Linked DNA regions of Homo sapiens: region 2 is linked to region 1. Evidence: chromatin loops called from intact Hi-C (ENCODE). Cell type or tissue: psoas muscle. All regions are shown on one strand. Links, peaks and the distances in the headings refer to the core of each region. The heading gives the core; the rest is flanking DNA.

Region 1 (5,436 bases), core at 818-4,817:
TACACACATTGATTCCCAATCCCTCAGGGTATAGATTATGACTGATATATACATGGATTTCCAATCCCTCAGGGTACAGATCACACCTGATGCACACATGGATTCCTAATCCCTCAGTGTACAGATCACACCTGATGCACACATGGATTCCTAATCCCTCAGGGTACAGATCTCACCTGATACACACACTGATTACCAATCCCTCAGGATACAGATCGAGCCTGAGGCACACATGGATTCCCGATCCCCTTGCTGTATCTTCCCTCCCTCCCCAGCCCTCAAGTAGGGAAAGATTTCCTCAGACATATGAGGATACTTTGACAGAAAAAATTTCCAATTACTTTTCTAATTAGCACCTAAACATCCATCCATTTGTGTTATTACAATTAAAATTAAATTTTTATAAAACATTTTACAGGGTTAAAAAAAAGTCTGTTATTTTTCATATAGTAAATTTTTGATAATTCATAAGTATACAATTACCTATCAAGGGCTTGTTCTTATTTTCAAATACAGAGTCTGTATGCTTTTGTACATATTCAGTAGCTATTGCATCGGGTCAGGCACATGACAGGGGAAATGTGGTACCGATCTCTGATATAAGAAATAAGGAACAGGTTGAGCGATGTTCCCAATCCCTCTGCAGACCATCAGTTATCAACTGGTAAAGGCTGGGAATTGATGAGGTGGGCTTGAGCAGCAGCATCAACTCTTCAAGTATTTTACAAGCATCTGAGACCATTGACCATGGACTGTCCTCCAGAGAATTAAAGCTAACTTGTGGCCAGGCACAATGGCTCATGCCTGTAATCCCAGCACTTTGGGAGGCCGAGGGGGGTGGATCACTTGAGGTCAGGAGTTCATGACCAGCCTGGCCACCATGGTGAAACCCCACTCTACTAAAAACACAAAAGTTAGCAAGGCATGGTGGCGGGTGCCTGGAATCCCAGCTACTGGGGAAGTTGATGCAGGAGAATTGCTTGAATCCAGGAGGCAGAGGTTTCAGTGAGCCGAGATCATGCCATTGCACTCCAGCCTGGGTGACAGAGTAAGACTCTATCTCAAAAAAAAAAAAAAAAAGCTAACTTGTTTCTTATGTTTGTCTGATACTCCTAACTATTCCCATTACCAATTCACCTTGGTTGTCATAAACTTACTACTCAGATTCAAATCTCATTTGTGAGCTGATACAGTTTGGATATTGTCCCCTCCAAATCTCAGGTTGAATTATAATCTCCAGTGTTGGAGGTGGGGTCTGGTGGGAGGTTTTTGGGTCATGGGGGTGGATCCCTTATGGCTTGGTGCTGTCCTTGTGACAGTGAGTTCCAGAGAGATTGGTTAAGTGTGTGGCATCTCCTCCCTACTCTCTCTCTTGCTCCTGCTCTGGCTATGTGACCCACCCGCTCCCTCTTTTTCTTCCACCATGAGTAAAAGCTCCCTGAGACAGCCCAGAAGACAAGCAGATGACAGCACCATGCTTCCTGTAAAGCCTGCAGAACCATGAGCCAATTAAACCTCTTTTCTTATAAATTACCCAGTCTCAGGTATTTTTTTTATAGCAAGCCAAGAACAACCTAACACCAGAGCTGAGGCGAATCCAAATCTGCCACTTCAATCAATATCTCAGTCATTCTATTTTGGTGAGCAGGAATATAATGCAGATAAGCCAGAGACTGATGTGGCAAGCAAAACACAAAACTCTAGCAACTGAAATGACACAGCAGGGAAGCAAGCAGAGAACAGCAGCAAAGAGTGCAGGAAGGAATGGAGCAGGAGGAGCTGGAATGAAGACTCTAAATTCAGTTGCTGGGAAGGACAGTGAAATGATGAAGAAAAGCACATATTGGGGGGCAGGGTGGGGAAGAGGACAGGAAAGGAAATGTTGAAGGTAGGCAGATGAGGTCACAGAAGCTGGTCATTCATTCACTTGCTAACCTAGTCACTGACCAAATGAGTGCTTATTTAGAATAAAGTGTGGAAGGTTGCCGTGGGACATGACATACAGGGAACAGAAGGGAAAAGAATGTCATGGGTGACTGGTGACTATCCGGGCCAGTGGCACGGGGGTAAGAATTTATCAAGATAGTTGTAGGTAAAGAAAGGCAGGTTTAATAAAGAAAGTATAAAAATATGTTGCAAGAAGGCAACAGGTAGGCCAGCAGAAGAGGAGCTGACTGCCAGGAAACAAAGTCTTGCAGGGCTGGGGATTTTATAGAACTGTGCTTCTGCTGTGTGCTGAAGAGGGCTACGAGCAGTACTGATAACACCAGGGTTACAGGGAGCTCACTTACCCGTGCCTGGTGAGAAGGTGGGTAGAGGACGATTGAGTTATATTCATAGGAGGACTGGTCCTGGTGAAGAAAGGCAAGCCTACATAACTTATCTGCTTCCTCTTTCTGCTTTCCCTCGGTCCCACCAGCCTGACTCCTTTTCCCTAATTAGGACCCCAAAAAGAACAAAGGGATAAGCTGGTTCAAAGAATTATAAGCTCTTTAGACTGGGAAAGTGATTCTGGAGATAACCTCACTCAATTTGTTGATTGCACACACTAGGGAGCTGATGCACAGGTGTGCCCCTCTAGGCAGGATGTAGATAGGAGAGATGGAGCTGTTAGGAGAGGGAGCAATACTGCAGGGCAGGCGGGAATCACAGATGGAAGCAGCACCTGGAATCCAGACCTGTGGGCACTCTGCTGAGCTTCCCAGCCAGGGGATGGGAAGGACCAGGGCAGAGAGGGCCACAAGCCCAGTAAGGCCTTCTATAACCTGGAAGATAGGCAGCCCAAAAGTCGATGGAAGGCACACACCAATGCCATTCCCTAGTGTTTCCACAGGTGAAGGAAAATCGACTCTGTGGATCCTTTACCTACACTGTTTCGGCAGCAGGAAAAGCCCTGACTTTTCTACTCCTCCAAGAGAGCCCAAATCTCAAGGCATGCTAAAGGAACAAGCGAGGAAAATGAGAGGACAGCGAGGAGGAAGGGAAGGAGCAAAGGGAACACTCAAGTGTCTAATTCTTTGCATCTGTAATTAGCTTATTTAATCACCTAATTATGAAATGAAATTGTGCTTTGCCAGTAATTTCGAATTTCGGGACTTAAATGGGAAAAGGTGATATCTTTGCGCCATCTAGTGTTGTGTCTTGAAATGACACACTTCTTGACGTCTCAGCCCAGAGGAGCTGCAGGCAGCCTTACATAACCAGAAATAGCAAGATTAGCCTCTCCTGTTACATAACCGTGAGAAGTGTTTCAAAGCAGAAGATTATGCATTCCTAGCACCAAATGAATCTTCTCGATAGTTAGTAAGATAATCCCTAAATCTAGGGCAAGGCAGCAATTATGATCCTATTATCATCTGGAAGTTCAGGTATAGAAGAGAACTCTAGCAGGGTGCAGTGGCTCATACCTGTGATCCCAGACCTTTGAAAGGCTGAGATGGGAGGATCCCTTGAGCCCAGGAATTCAAGACCACCCTATGCATAGTAAGACCCTATCTCTATAAAAATAAAAAATAAAAATAATTAGCCAGGCATGGTTGTGCATCCCATCTACTCAGGGAGACTGAGCCAGGAGCATCGTTTGAGCCCAGGAGGTCAAGGCTGCAGCGAGCCATGCTCACGCCATTGCACTCCAGGCTGGGCAACAGAGCAAGACCCTATTTCAAAAATAAAAACAAAAAACTTTACTCTTAGTACAATGAGAACTAACATGGCTGAGAATGTAACCTTCTAGAGGTTAACTTTAACAGCAACATGAGATCATTGACAATTACATTATGGACTTAGAAGCTGATGTACAACTAGAGGAAGGAAGGAAAGGAGAGAGAGAAGGAAGGATATTAAATCATGGAATTATATCTGGTGAAAATAAATGAATCATTAAGTAAAATACACTGTCATAGGGCTATTTGATTATAAGAAGCATATTGATCAAATGTATTAAATAGGAAAGTAAAATTATCACTGAAAGTTACTAATTATAACGATCACTCTGTATTTACTATATGCTAGAAGTAGACGCACATTATTCCATTTAATCCTCACAATAGTCCCCTAAGGTAGACACGACCATTATTCAGATATGAAACCTGGGGCTTAAGGAGCTGAATAACCTTGCTCAAGGTCACAGATAGTCACCAAGAGGCAGAACTATGGTGTGAAGCTCGATCTTTCTGATTACAAAACGCTGCTTTTCATTGCTGTGTAATGCTGCCTCTTTCTGTCAGAAATGCTTTAAATTCTTGACCAACTGTAAACCTAAAAGCTGCAGGCCCTCTTTTGGTTTGTAACCTTGAATCTATTTCCTGACATTTTCATTAGAAGAGCGTGATCTATCCAGAGGTAACCATTTAATGCTGCAAAAAGTACAACCTGGCTGAAATGGTCATTTAAAACTCGGAACACACTGGAATCCTGAGGCAAAGGAAGAAAAGTGTGACTTCATGCAGCATTTCCAGATTCCAGGACGCAGAGACCTCCATCTAAGGACCAAGCACCGCTGGCACACGGACCGCGTGAGAAGCAGGTCCCTGCCGATGAGTCTTTCCTGCAGAAACCTCGGCTCCCTGACTTGGTTAAGCAGCAGCCGAACCGCAGCCTCAGCACCAACGTGAGAGGTGCCGAGCCCTCTCCTTCCTTAGCTACTGAGCTGGTTCTTAAGAAGCTTGTTCCTGCTAGTACCTGTCAAGAGCTTCCCAAAACATAAACCAGACGTTGGGGAAAATGTTCTCTCTAGTTGTATTTGGCTTTTCCACAAGCACTCTTTAAACTCAAGCGGCTGAAGTGCTCCCGGCTGAGGAGGATGCTGTTCTGTGCAAACGCCGAGCCATTGATCATGTTCCGGGTTGTCCAACTCTTCAGTTTGAGACAAAAACAAACACGCTTTTACACTAAATAGGCATGAAGGAGGTGGCCAGTGTGGCATTTTTCAGCTCTCCAAAGTATCCCAGGATAGTTTGATTTAGGGCTAACGTGTGTTTTATTGCCACAGTAGTTAAGCTTGCTACCAGAACTCTAATGCAGGGAAATGTTAATTATGTTAATCTACTTCTTTTGGAATTTATAGCTGAATTTATTATGAATTTACTAATAAATTAGTAAATTCAAGTCAGCACAAAAACAAAAGTTTATGTCCTTAATACTCCAGAGCTTATATGGGGGAAGTTGGGGGATGTCGGTGGATATAATTTGCACGTCCAAAAGCTGAAAGTGCAACAGGAGAGGCAGTGCAGTGGCCAGCTTCCCGGGAGCGTTCTTATTGGCATACTGGTGTTTCACTGCACCAGCTGAAGTCAAGAAGGTTTCGGTTTTTATGTTTGTTTGTTTGTTTGTTTGAGACGAAGTCTCGCTCTGTCTCCAGGCTGGAGTGCTGTGGCGCAATCTCGTCTCACTGCAACCTCTGCCTCCCGGATTCAAGCGATTTTCCTGCTTCAGCCT
Region 2 (5,436 bases), core at 433-4,432, 400 kb before region 1:
CATAATGACGTTTCCGTCAACGATGCACCTATATATGATGGTGGTCCTATGGGATTATAAGACTGTATTTTTACCATGCCTTTTCTATGTTTAGATATGTTTAGGTACACAAATACCTACCATTGCATTACAGTTGCCTACAGTATGGAGTGCAGGAACCTGCTGTACAGGTTTGTAGCCCAGGAGCAACGGGCCATAGCACACAGCCTAGGCGTGTAGCAGGCTCTAGCATCTGGGTTTGTGTAAGTACTCTGCGATGTTTGCACAATGGCAAGTCCACCTGATGACACATTTCTCAGAACCCGTCCACATCCTTAAGCAACACGTGACTGTATTTTGTAGTGGGATTACTCTGGCAGTATATTATAGTGAGAACTGCCCAGAGATTTTCATTTTTCTTTAACAGGCTCTGCGTTTAACTTCTTACTCTGCCATTTACTATTTTGTGCACATTACTTAACCCCTCCAGTCCCCATTTTCTTCTTCTTGGCGGGACATCAGGAGGCCTCGAGGAGATAATGAAGACAGAAGCCCGCACTCTCCAGGTGCCTGATGTTTGCTCAGCAAACAGGACTCAATGTCAAGGTGCTCTTCTGCTTGAACTAGACCAAATAGACTGTAAACAAATACAAATCTTCTATACAGCTGTAATAATTGTCTGAATATTCCATCACAGAAACTACCTCAAGATTTTGAACTTGTAATGAATTAGATGTAAAGAAATCTTAATGAATGACCTACAAACCACATAGGAAATGTCTGAGCACATTTGACCATTTGGTACAGAAATGAATCTGGACTACGCTGTACCAAGTGTGTGTATACATTATGCATTCGGCCTTTGTTCTCTGAATGACACCCACGTCTACTGATAATTGTATTTTAGAAATCAAACAGTATACTCCTAGTTTTCTTATATTAATAGTCTAGCCTCACTTACCGGGCGTCCAAACTCCAGTTCTGAAAAGAATTTATACCAGGGCTCATTTTCTAAATCTATGTCATCTGGATTTATGCGATCAGTCTAGAGCAGATGTGAAGGAAAAGGGAAGGAAAAGGCACACTGAGCAAAGTGAGGGAAACGCTGTGTGGCATGAAAAACTCACGCGCGCATTGACACGCAAACATGCATCAACTCTCACCCCACGAACCTCAGCAGGAGAGAACGGAGGAAGTAAAGTAAAACGAGTAGCATGAGGATGTGAAGGCGAGCTCCATGGCAGGGGGTCCCTAGCTGTTTCCTGCGTCCATCGTTTCTGATTGGCATAAGTTGTGGGCAACTCTTGCTTGAGTTGATCCACTTACGCTTGAGGCATGAACTATGGACCACTCTCTGCGGCAGCGAGACTGGGTCTGGCTGGCACGCCTGATGTTTGGAATAGGCTCAACCCAGTCACCAAATAGCTCTTTTGGGCGAGTCACTTCATCGTCCCTGCCCTCATTGGTGGCTAGCAGTCCCAGCATGGGAGCCCGCAGTCTGCAGACAATTCACTCGGGTGCAGGCAGGTGGTAAGCCTGGGATGGGGAAGGGTGCGGGAGGGGTGGGAAGACAGGCGAGCTGGGGGGAGGGGGACAGGGCATTGGGGGGCTCTCAGGGGCCTGTGGATGAGAAGATTCTGGGGCCTGGATGGGTGCGAGCGGGACCCGGGGGAGTGGGAGTCGCCAGGCTCTGAGCAAGCAAGGGCTGCACCTGCACCTCTGCCGGGCATGAAGAAAGGTAAGGAAGGAAGGAGCTCACCCGGGTGGGAGACAGAGCCGGGGCGCGCGAGCTTGGTGTGGGGGCGCCACTCCGGGGCGGAGGGGAGGGGCTACCAGTGACTTCTCCGAGTCGGGAGCTAGAAAGAGGCTTCCGGCCAGGTTCCCTTGGAACAGGTGTCGGAGTTGTTGGGAGAGGGGGCTGCAAGAAAGAGGGGTGCAGAAACTGGTTCATTAGATGGAGGCTCTGGGCGGAACCGCGAGGACACCCTGGCAGCGCGCTGTGCCTGCGTTAGGCCGGGAGGGGAGAGGCCTCCGGACGGCGAAGTGTCCCTAGGGACCCAGACGCCTCGGGAGCGATCCGGGCCGCTGCGAAGCCCTGCCCACCAGGAGTGGATCCCCAGGATTCACCTCCCGGCTGCCTGCTCTGAGCTGAGAAGGGGATCTGGTTCTTCACAATACCGTGGATGGCGGGGAAGGGGAGGGAGCCTGGGGTAAAATCCCATCTTGGTTTCCTCGATGTTCTAATTTAGAGAAAAAGCCAGTTTTATAATTGACCTGCTTCCCTGCAGAGGTTTCTGAATGTTGTTTTTAAGATGAAAAAACTAGCAGTGTTAATATAAACAGTTGGAGAAAATACATACAATTATTCTAGTAATAGAAAACAGATGTAGAGTGTTTACCTTACCCAGCAGTGTCCTTAATATTTTCAAATAATACATGGCTGACTAGATTGATTTAGGCTGCTGATTTTGTAGTAAATCTAAGAGCTTAAAGTACTATATACAAGTTATTACTTCTTTGATAATTACTATATGACACTAATTAAATGTGGTACAATTGAAGAGTACAGTATCTTAAGTCAGAAAAAAAATTCTAAGAAAAATTATATGGTTCCCTAAAAGCCATTCACTCTGGCTAGGAGAGGAGCTGTGACTCCCAAGACATATTCTAGGAGGACTATTAAGTGCTCACTGCTTCAGAACAATTCAATATCATTTGCTTACAATTCTTAAAGAAACTCAGGGACTTAAACTGAATAGCGACATCTTGGTTGTGAAAAAAATGCTATGTAACCTTCGCAGTGCTGGGAGCTTGAAATGTTCCATATTCCAACAAAAGCCATGATTTTGACATTGTTCTACTGTTTTATTGACTCGTTGCATTTACAAGTTTTGCTAATGATACACAGTCTACACTTACTAATAAATTATACTCACAGTGTTTTTAGTGATGTGACTTTGTTTCAATATTTTATAATAAAAGATTATAGGAGTAATTACAGACAATGATAGAAAAGTTTGAGGCATCGTGACAAAATAGTGCAAAAGCCTAAGTTATCCAAAAGATGTAGTGATCATAATTATAAAGACTGTGTAGTGTCCCTGGGAAATGCTTACAATGAGATACCAAGCAGTCAAAACGGAATCTAACCACGCACCTGTACAGTAGTTACAAAGGTATTACAAAGCTTGTCTCTGCATGAACACAGTAAAGAAGTCACACATACACAAACGACTACAATGGTGTTCTGGTATTGCGACTGTTTGTTTTTTCTTTCTTTTAAATATTATTTTGCTTTATTGTTGTAATGTTATTTTTGTAATAAATAAATTCAGAGAGAACATCCTACTATTAGACATAGGAAAATGCCTAGAAATCTTGAGATATTTTTCCTTCTTTATGCCAGTATTATATTTGGTTTACACCTCAGAAGTAATAGTGAAATTGGTAGAGACAAAATATTCTAGTAACCAATTTGCTATTTTCTGTTGAATTTAAAAATTTAATTCAATTTATATTTGATTCAATAGTTGCAATAGTATTAATTGAGATTTTAATGTCCATAAAATACTATTTTTCTCCAATTATTATTTAGATCATTATAGATGCATAATTGTTCGTGAAATGGCTTTGCTGGAGCTGGTTTTTAGGGTAACTGACAGGAGAGAGAATTTCCAGTAATTTCTCTTCTGTTTAGAGAGACATACTATTTCTTCTACAGGAAAACTAACCTCTGACTCTTTTAAACTTCATAGTTTCTAATGTTACACACTGAATGATATCATTAATTATTATAACTTCTGTTTTCAAGAATAGTATTTTGTTTTGCCAAGGGGAGATAGAAACTTCTCTTAGAGGAAACGAATCTGTTTAAGAAACATTATGAACAGCAGAGGGCAGCCAACTTACTAAATGAATAAGACTTGTTAGCTATGTAGCTTCACTTTGACTCCCACATTAAGAAAATATGTAACAAATGGATATACCAAGTCCTGATTTATAGTAATGCATCTCTATGATAGAATATGGAAAAGGAAGCAGAATATCTACCATCTTGCATCATACCTTAGAATGGCAGTTTTCCATGAATTATGCTTTTGTTTATTTAAATAGTCAATTTATAGTTACAATGGGCAACTATCTAGAATGCATGCCAATAGAAATTAGCAGAGAAAACACCCAAAACAATGATAGCTGGTAATTATCGATAACTTTGGAATGCAATGAAAGGCACATGTTTGAGCAGAGTTGTGTTAAAGGAAGTGTTAGTGGCAGAACTAGAATTTTCTCTTTGCTGTGGTTGCCGTATTGAATCTTTTAAGTCATGCAATAATTAAATGTCCTATGGTGACCTGGAGGCACTGCTAAGGAACACAGAAGCCTCGCAACAGTCAGTGACACACATACAGATGGTCAGTCAACAGATGGATATACACACAAATCACTAATCTCAGTAATTTAACACTTTCCATGTGGAACATGGACATTCCTTTGAGTACAGCACTAATATTAACACTCAGAAACTCATTTAGGAGGTATGATTATGGTTTACTCTAATTGCTCATAAAAGGCAAAAGAGCAAAGATACTGATATGCATCTTTCTAGCCTTGGTGTGATTTTTTTGTTGTTGTTTCTTTTCATTAAAAAAAAAAAAAAACCCACCAGCAAACCTCCGTTTAAAACTAACTTTGTTAGTCATCAGTGCAAGAGGACGTGTTCAAGAAAAGCTACAACTATAAATCACAAGTGATCCTTACTTAAAAGCTACCAAGGGTGAACAACTTTAAAAATTTTAGTGTTTTCTATAATTTAAAAGCATTTAATTGCTTTTGTGGTTATCGAGATTCCACTAAGTATTCTCAGTGAGGCATGTGCTTTCTATACGTTGTTCTAAACAAAAAGAAGTGCCAGGGCTATTTTGTTTTTCAAATTACGCTCATTCCATTTTAAGTTTTAATGACATTGACTACCGTGTTTTATATTTATTGTGGTTTCACAATAAATGCTATATACATTATTAGTTGGGATAATTCTTAATGGTCATCAGATGAAACTCCTTAAATTTTTATAGTTAAGTATTGACTGACAATCTTTATTGATAAAGAAGCTTAAGTTCATTAAGGGTTTAAGTTGCATTTCAACTCTGCTACAGTGTTTTCAATGACTATTTTCTTCTGCTTTTATCATTATGTTCAAGTTTAGTTATTGTAGGTTAGGGTAACATTTTCATATATTTTTTTTTTACTTTATCAAGCATACAGAGGTCCTAAACAAATGCTTTATTAATTTTTTTTTTTAAATTTAACATTACTCACCTACAAACATATCCAATGCAATGGGATATAAAGGTTTTAGTAATATAATCCCAGCAGAGTTTTTATGATTGTCTCATGGAAAAATTAAATTGTGGAAATACGGTTCTGATTTGTGGTTCGAGTCAGTTCAAGGCAAATTCC

What was found. A loop is a pair of places that touch in the nucleus more often than their neighbours do. Peaks named below come from ENCODE experiments on the same cell type or tissue, not always from the same donor. Only the 100,000 strongest peaks of a DNase experiment are listed, where the experiment ranks them.
Region 2: it touches region 1 in a loop (6-fold over the local background); 99 of 110 quality-filtered maps call a loop at or near these places.

The regions. Positions count from the first base shown.
Region 1 is chr4:186,035,217-186,040,652 of GRCh38, forward strand. No RefSeq gene overlaps it. Among named protein-coding and RNA genes, the nearest start is that of TLR3, 31 kb to the right of the region's middle. In psoas muscle, for the core only: a CTCF peak has its summit at 3,136 (motif pointing left); no DNase peak of the experiment used is centred there.
Region 2 is chr4:185,637,139-185,642,574 of GRCh38, forward strand. It overlaps SORBS2 (sorbin and SH3 domain containing 2), which reads right to left. Exons shown (of 27, transcript NM_001395207.1): 14 at 1,739-1,897; 15 at 941-1,024. Among named protein-coding and RNA genes, the nearest start is that of SORBS2-AS1, 52 kb to the left of the region's middle. RefSeq lists an enhancer at 1,232-1,871. In psoas muscle, for the core only: a CTCF peak has its summit at 3,876 (motif pointing right); a DNase peak (open chromatin) is centred at 2,023; H3K4me3 peaks cover 534 bases.